Regions from separate parts of the Homo sapiens genome. Here all the other regions are linked to region 1. Evidence: chromatin loops called from intact Hi-C (ENCODE). Cell type or tissue: Calu3. All regions are shown on one strand.

Evidence for each region. A loop is a pair of places that touch in the nucleus more often than their neighbours do. Peaks named below come from ENCODE experiments on the same cell type or tissue, not always from the same donor. Only the 100,000 strongest peaks of a DNase experiment are listed, where the experiment ranks them.
Region 2: a loop joins it to region 1, with 5 times the contacts of the local background. A loop is called at or near these places in 7 of 110 quality-filtered maps.
Region 3: a loop joins it to region 1, with 2.3 times the contacts of the local background. A loop is called at or near these places in 9 of 110 quality-filtered maps.

Annotation. Positions count from the first base shown.
Region 1 is chr11:12,801,808-12,804,307 of GRCh38, forward strand. The region is part of intron 3 of TEAD1 (TEA domain transcription factor 1); the gene reads left to right. Among named protein-coding and RNA genes, the nearest start is that of TEAD1-AS1, 120 kb to the right of the region's middle. In Calu3, no CTCF peak of the experiment used is centred here; a DNase peak (open chromatin) is centred at 964.
Region 2 is chr11:12,723,436-12,725,935 of GRCh38, forward strand. All of the region lies in intron 2 of TEAD1 (TEA domain transcription factor 1), which reads left to right. Among named protein-coding and RNA genes, the nearest start is that of TEAD1, 50 kb to the left of the region's middle. RefSeq lists a silencer at 2,227-2,500. In Calu3, no CTCF peak of the experiment used is centred here; DNase peaks (open chromatin) are centred at 506, 1,106, 1,416 and 2,386.
Region 3 is chr11:12,598,532-12,601,031 of GRCh38, forward strand. No RefSeq gene overlaps it. Among named protein-coding and RNA genes, the nearest start is that of TEAD1, 75 kb to the right of the region's middle. RefSeq lists an enhancer at 991-1,285. In Calu3, a CTCF peak has its summit at 1,156 (motif pointing right); a DNase peak (open chromatin) is centred at 1,150.

The DNA.
Region 1 (2,500 bases):
GATGATGAAGGTGGGTTGCCCACAGGCTGTATTGATTGGTGATTCTTAAGAGTGTAAAAAAAGGAAATCACTTGATTTTGTTGTGGGGAGGCAGAATGTATCACACAATAGCTTGGTTGAGTTTGGCTTAATGTAGATATGTTTAATATAATTAGACTGAGGGCTGAAATGGGCACCTTCAGGTCACTGTGGAATGAGACAGAGCCCTCACTAGATTTTTGAGTCACTTGAGGTGGTTATGCCAAGCCCTGTTCACATTTCACACTTGAGTTTAAGTATTTGTGAAGGGAATATAGATCTTTGGTTTGAACTAGATATAGCTCAAAGGTTACCCATTCAGAACAGAGCATTTCAGCCTCAGGGCACCTACTTAGCCTCTAAGATGAGACCACATCTGAACCAGCCAAGTCAGCCTGGGATGAGGTTGGAGGAGAAAAATTCATGTGATAAGTCAGATTACAATTAACTTTTTTGTTATTACTTTTTGAGTGACCACAATGTGTGTGGGACTTCGAAATATGGAATAATGATGGGTTTTATTATTTCTTTTTGAGAAAAATCCAGTCACTTTTTTTTTAACCCGAGGAAGTTGAATCCTGAAGAAGGGGAGATTTATCTCTGCCCTTTGAACTTAAAGCCCATAAAGTAAAATATATAGTTTAAAACAATTACATGTTCCCCCCATCTCACCGCCGCCCGACCCTTCACAGATAGTGTTTGACAAAACACTATTTAGGAAAGTGCCTGACTGGTGGTGGAGGGGCCTTGCTTCCTGTGAATCTGCATTCCCTGTGCCACTTGCTTCCTTCCCTGAGAGGTTCTGGTGGCCAGGTGTTATGAATCCAGGTCAAGATGAAGAAAACACACTTTTGTCATTTCTTCAGGCATGTGGCCGACCCGACCGGGTCTCAGGTATTCCAGATATGAGCGATGTGCCGATTGCGCAAGGCTGGAAGCATTGCTCACTCGGAGATACCGAGGCCTGCTTGCCCCGAGCCCTTTGTTCTCCTGGTTGAAAGCAGTTAATTAGCAACTGTCTCCATAGCAACACCCTCATAGTCCAAAAACATTGTCTAGTTTTTCAGTTTAGCTTATCACACTGTTTACCTGAAGGGCTTTTCACTGCTCTGAGTCTCATTTGAGTTGGCGGCATGCCTGTTGGGGAAGTGAATTGTCAAGATAGAAAAAAACACCATGGTAGCAAGAAGCCGAGGAGACTTCTCTCTACCCAGCCCAACCCGGGCCCTGGATTCTGGGAAAACAGAAGTTGCGCCTGCCTAACATTTTCACCTGTATTTTTTTTTTTTGTTTTGCCATAAAACTGCTGTTCTCTCCACCAAGCCCTGAATTGTGAGGATTTTTCCCCCCTTTCCCCGAGAGGCTTTCTAAGCTCTTTAATATTCCCTGTTTATAGTACATTTCCATGATTAGTCATCTTGAAACCCCGAGTGTTCTCAGCCCCTGTACATTCGAGGAAATTTTGCTTCCCTGAGGGTCTTGGCATTTGCAAAGGCCCTTGGATGAAGGATTATGAGTCTGAATGTGAATTAGTCAGAGCAGCTTTGTTTTTAGGCATAATGAGGAAAGGCTTCTCTTTCTTGGTTTAAGTTCATTGTTTGTGGGAAGAAGGCAACTTCAGGTGGCTTGTTGGTAAAATAGGAAAGGAAACTGTAGCTTTTTTATAAGCCATGCAATGAAGATAATTTTCATAGCTTTCATGGACTGAGTGCAGTCTGTGTGGCCCTCCATGCCAGCTGTGTGGCCCTCTGTGCCTGCTGTGTGGCTCATGGCGCCAGCTGTGTGGCTCTCCGTGCTGGGACGCTTAGGAGCTTTTTATCTCACATCTGCAATGGGAAGACAGGAGGCAGATGGGAAAGAAGACTGCATTTCCTGAATGCCTACCACATTTCAGTTGCTGAGCCAGACTTTCACAAAATGAGGTCTCCTGTATCCTTCACAGCAAACCTGCTAACGAGGCCCTATTAAGTATTTTAAAGATGGGAAACTGGGGTTCCAAGGAGTCGTTGCCTGCCCAAGGTTGTGGAATTCTAATCTAGACCTGTTGGTTTATAGGACGCCAACACTTGTCCTGAAGCAGCGTTGTGGATTTGGTGGTGGAGTTAGGCGGTACGTATCACAGATTGCAGGGCTCTGGGAGACTTTTGCTAAGGAGGTTAGTTAGAATTTGGTGGTGTACATGTGTAATTAGATGCCTAAGTATGTCTCAGGAAATCATGAAGCTTAGGTCCAGTGATAAAATAGTAGAATTTAATTTTGAGGCACGTGTGCCAGAGCTTATTTACCCAAACAAATGTAATTCTCTTTGAAGTATTAACTTGGAAAGACTGTGCTTTGTGATATTTCCATTCTTCAGACCTTTTTAAGGAAACTTTATGGGAGCAAGTGCTTTCCCAGCTTGCAAAATACGGCTTTGAATGCATTCAGCAGACCATTCTTGAGCATTGAACTCCCCTTAATATGGGCAGAGAAGTATGGCTTT
Region 2 (2,500 bases), 78 kb before region 1:
TAACAAAAACCAAACCCAGAATTCATCTGTAAAATAAATACTTTGGACATATTTTGTGGTTGGATTAACTGTTCGTGATTTTAACTTCCTTATAGGTCATAAGTTAATAGGGCGGTATTTGGAGAGTAGCGGGGCTTTTCCTCTTCTCCTTAGATTCTCCTTTGTTCTTTCCCTCTACCATCCCCCCATTTCCTGTTTCCCTCCTCCCCTGTAAGCCCTGTTGTTGTCTTTTTGGAGATAAAACATAAAAGGATCAGCTTTTAGTCATGCTCCTTCAACTTATAAAATGTAGGTTGCCTAAATTATGTAGTACAGAGTGAGGATAAAGAAAATCACAGTATTGTAACACATTGCCTGTAACTGCTTTGCAAAAGCAAACGTCTCCCACGAAATCTTAGAAAGGTGTGTTTGAGGGTGTAATCTTGGCTTGTGGTGCAAGGGAGCCCAACTTGTTTTTCAAGTTGGTCTTGAATAAGTTTGTTCTTTCTGGAATGCTCGCCATCCTCAGTATGACAGAGTTCGCTTGATGACAAACTCTTTTACTCTCCTATACATACCATGGCCACTGAACTGGTTTGTTTATTTGCCTGGGGTAAATGATTGAAACACATTCCCCTTTGCAGTGGTGCTCAGCATTTGATAGATGATTCTTATTCCCCAGGCTCCTTCATGGTGATGCCAAGCCCAAGTCTAGCCTTCCAGTGGCCCCTGAGGCCACACTGTCCCCTCCGCAACAAACACTGAGAAAGACACACACTCTCTTGGGTGTGCACGTAGTTTATTGAGCTCGTGGGCTCTCCGTAATGCTGCCCCACTATGCGCATAGTAGGAGAATCCGATATTGGCAGAATAACTGGGTCTATGTACATAAAGTAGAATGATCGAGGCTCGATTTCAATTTAATTTGTTAATGAAACAAGATGGATCACATTTTCCCTTCCCGCACACCTCTCGGGCTGTTTGAGATGAGGCACAATTAATTTATTTGTACTGTCTGTGGAGGCGTATGCCAGCTAATGTAGTGCAAGAGCTTTTATCTTTATGTTTGTAATGAAGAGGGGCAGGCCGCTGGCAAATTGACAAGGAGTGCTGATGACTCATCCTCTGAATGCGAGTGCTTTCTTCTGAAATCATAAAATGCGCGTGCACACGCAAGCCTAGTTCCTGTTTGAAATGGACAGAACCCCTTTGGGAAAGTTCAGGTGCCTTTGAAACACTGCAGGGGAAAGAACAGGCCAGTGAGGCTGTTTCTCCGGCTCCCTGGCCTGTCTTGAGGGCAGAACCTCCTGCTCAGTGGGGGCCCTACTCTGGGATGGGAATTCCCATCCTCTCCCTGCCCTCTCCTCCTCGCCCCTCCTTTCCTTGGAAGGCTGGCTCCTTTGTACTGGTCTTTTGTGCTCCAGTAGGCAGCCTTCCCCACCTGCCAGGCCAGGTGCCTGGTTCACCTGGCGAGGCCTGTGCTTCCGGGGCTGCTCCCTAACCTTGATCCTGGGCAGTGCCCTGGGGCTTTGCTTTATGAGGCTGTGGATTCTGGGGCCTGGTTGATTTTAGCCTGGGAGTACACATGGGATTCCTCTGGCCTTTGCTTGAGTTCCCCAGGCCTGGGCTTGGTGGTGGCTGTGTTGTCACTCTGTTGATATGCCTCAGAAGAAATAGTTTACACAGTAACTAAAGTTGGTTTGGCCCTTTACAGTGTGTAAGGCTTTCTGGCATTAAAACAACTCTGAATTGGATATATTGTTACCCCACTTTATGGATGAGGAAATCGAGGTGCACAGAGGTTAAATGGAATGTCCATGATCAAGCAGCTAGCCGGTGGAAAGGTAGTGGGGACAAAACCTTGGACTTTAGAGTCTAAAACCTGACCTTACAATTTCTTTATAACATTCATTCATTAAGGACAAAATGAAACTTTTTCTGCATAAGAAATATATAAATTCTCTTCAAGAGTCATGTGAGAGTTTGACAGCGGACTAGAGTGACTATGGTTAACAACAACGTATTGTGTATTTCAAAGTAACTAAAAGAAAGGACTTGAATTGTTCCCAACACATAATAATGATAAATGCTCAGTGTGATGGATACCTTAAATTCCCTGACTTGATCATTACATATTCCATGCATGTAACAAAATATCACATGCACCTCATAAATACGTAAAGTATTACGTATCAGTTAAAAAAAAAATTAAAAAATATGTGAGTGAATATACAGATTTCTGTAGTTCAGTAGAATAACAGGAAATTCACAGGATGCTTTCTGGAGACTTAAAAGCAAAATGTTTGCAGTGGTCTGAGAAAGAAACCCTGAAGATTGTGGTCTAAGAAGTTTTCCTTCCTGTGTCAGATGCCTGGTCGAGCTGGTTGTACAGGAAGGCTAAGTGCATATGTCCCAGTCAGTCCTGTCACCCGGGTGTAAGCAACACAAATCACTGTGCATGGTTTTATTGAATTTCAGAGCCAGAAGGAACCATGGAGATTTTACAAATGAGGAAACTATG
Region 3 (2,500 bases), 200 kb before region 1:
ACACACAGACACATACCCCTTAGAATATCTATCTATAAATCAGAATATGATACTTAATAGTGCTCCAATAACGTTACTTGTCTCTAAGTTCCACCCAAGAGATGACAGAATCAGAAGGTTCTGATATTTCTTGGAGATCTTTAGCCAGCCCTCTGAACCCTAACAGTTCAGAAGTAATTACGGCCCGAGTTACAGATCAAGCCAGCAGACACTACTTTCTTCTCTGAGTAATAAGACAAAACACAGGAAGCTGCGGCTTGGCAGTGATTCTTTGATAAAAGGAAAGCTTGTAGAACAAACCATAGGGAGGGAGAGGGATAGGAAGGAAGGAAGGAAGACACAAGTAGAATTGTGAATAATTAGGTTTCTCCCTTCTGCTTTGACTCCAGGTTTTTTCTTCAGTTCTATGATTGGTCATGTCTATAGGTAACAAATAATTACTGTGTTCAGTGCAGGATAGCCTGGTGGAAGGCAAACAGCCCTTGAAGCTCTCAGATCTAGGCTTCAATGCCAACTTTTCTATTGCATGGCTGAGTGATCCTCAGCAGGAGACACAGGATCTCCGTATTGCAGTCTCCTCATCTCCAAGATGAGGATAATAAAAGAATCTAGCTTACAGGGGCATCCTGGGGATTAAACAGCACAGGCTTCCATTGAAATGTATTAGAAACTGGGTAGTCAAAAACTGGAGTATTCAAGTGTGTGACCAAGAATAGACACAGGCTGCACAGAGCTCAGGGCCCAGTCCAGATTGGACGAGAAAGTTCCCTAGGCCAAGCTGGCTAAGCACCGCAGGTACCATTATAACGCCAGCCCTGAGGGATGTGAGCCAACTACTTAAGAATTAGAGAGGCCATAAAAGGCTTCGGCCTCCTCCACCCAATTCCTCAGCCACTTTCCTCCCAGAGGACCTAAGCTCTGTCCCCTACCACTGTTTGTCCTCTTGGTACTGGAATCCCCAGAGCAGAATGTGAGTGTGTCCTCCACCTGGGGAAGGATTGCGTCACAAGCTGGGTGCCTCCTGTGAAGTGTTTGCCCTGCTTGGGCTTAGTAAATACAAATGGCGGCCACCATCTGCTCTTGACCCTTCTGCTCCACGAGCGCGGAGGCTCCCTGGCCCAGTTGGTACTGGGTGCTTCTCCGCAGCGGCCGCCAGGGGGAGCCTGGGCCGAGAGCTCTGGGAAATCGAACAACTCGTTGAGGTCTTAGTTATGGTAGAAAACCTTGAAGTGGTGTTAGGTCAGCACCTGCGAGGGTCTCATTCTAAATACACCAGTATTTGGAGGATGTTTGAGAAAGGGAAATTGTCCAACAGTTAAGTAAAAAGAGCTGGAAACAAATTATCTCCATACTCTCCCTTCACTGGCTGAGAGACTAGTCTGGGTCTTCCCTGACTGCCCAATTTACATTCAGATGCTATGCAGTGGAGCCAGGTGCCGTGGGTCATGCTTGTAATCCCAGCACCTTAGGAGGCTGACGCAGGAGGATGACTTGAGCCCAGGAGTTTAAGGCTGCAGTGAGCCGTGATCACACCACTGTACTTCATCCAGCCTGGACAACAGTGTAAGACCCTATCTTAAAAAAAAAAAAAAAAAAAAAAAAAAAAAAAAACTGTGTAGTGGAAAGAACAAGAATCAGAAGTCATGGGTGGATCCAAGACTGTTCTGGACCCTCCCTAGTTATGAGAACTTGGACATGTCTCTATTTCCCTGAGCCTTTGTTTTTTAATAATGTCTGTTACCATTCATCAGTTATTTTCCATATGCCATGCTGCCAAAAATTATCTCATTCAATCCTTGCCATAATTACATGAACAAAGTGTTTGCTATGTACAGTTTATAGATTAAGAACTGAGGCATAAAAAGTAGCTTACCCGAGGTTTTTAATCTACTAGTTGTTCAGATCTTTCTGACTTCAAAGAGTATGCTGAAGCCCTCTTCTATTTCCACTATACTCTCATTTTCAAATGAGCAATAGTAATAATAATAATATTGCCTTTATAACAGATTTTTACTTGCAAACTTGAAAGTTATTCAAATGATTATATTCTAAGTTTCTTGTTGTATGTTTTGGGATCTGCAATGAGCTGAATGACATATGAATGTCTCAAAATTCATATGTTAAAATCTCAATCCCCAATATAATGGTATTAGGAAATGGGACCTTTGGGAGGTGATTCAGTCATGAGAGTGGAGCCCTCATGGATGGGATTAGTGCCCTTATAAAAGGGACCTCAGAGTGCTCTCTAGGGCACCCCCCACCGCTTTTTTTTTTCCACCATGTGAAGACACAATGAGAAGACAGCAGTCTGCAACACAGAAGAGGGCCCTCATCAGAACCTGACCATGTAGGCACCTTGATTTCAGACTTCCAGCCTCCAGAACTGTGAGAAATAAATGTCCATCATTTATAAGCCACCGAGTCTGTTACTTTATTGTAGGAGCCGAAACTGATTAACACAAGGTCTAAAGGTCACTTTGCAAAGGGCTATGACATGGTA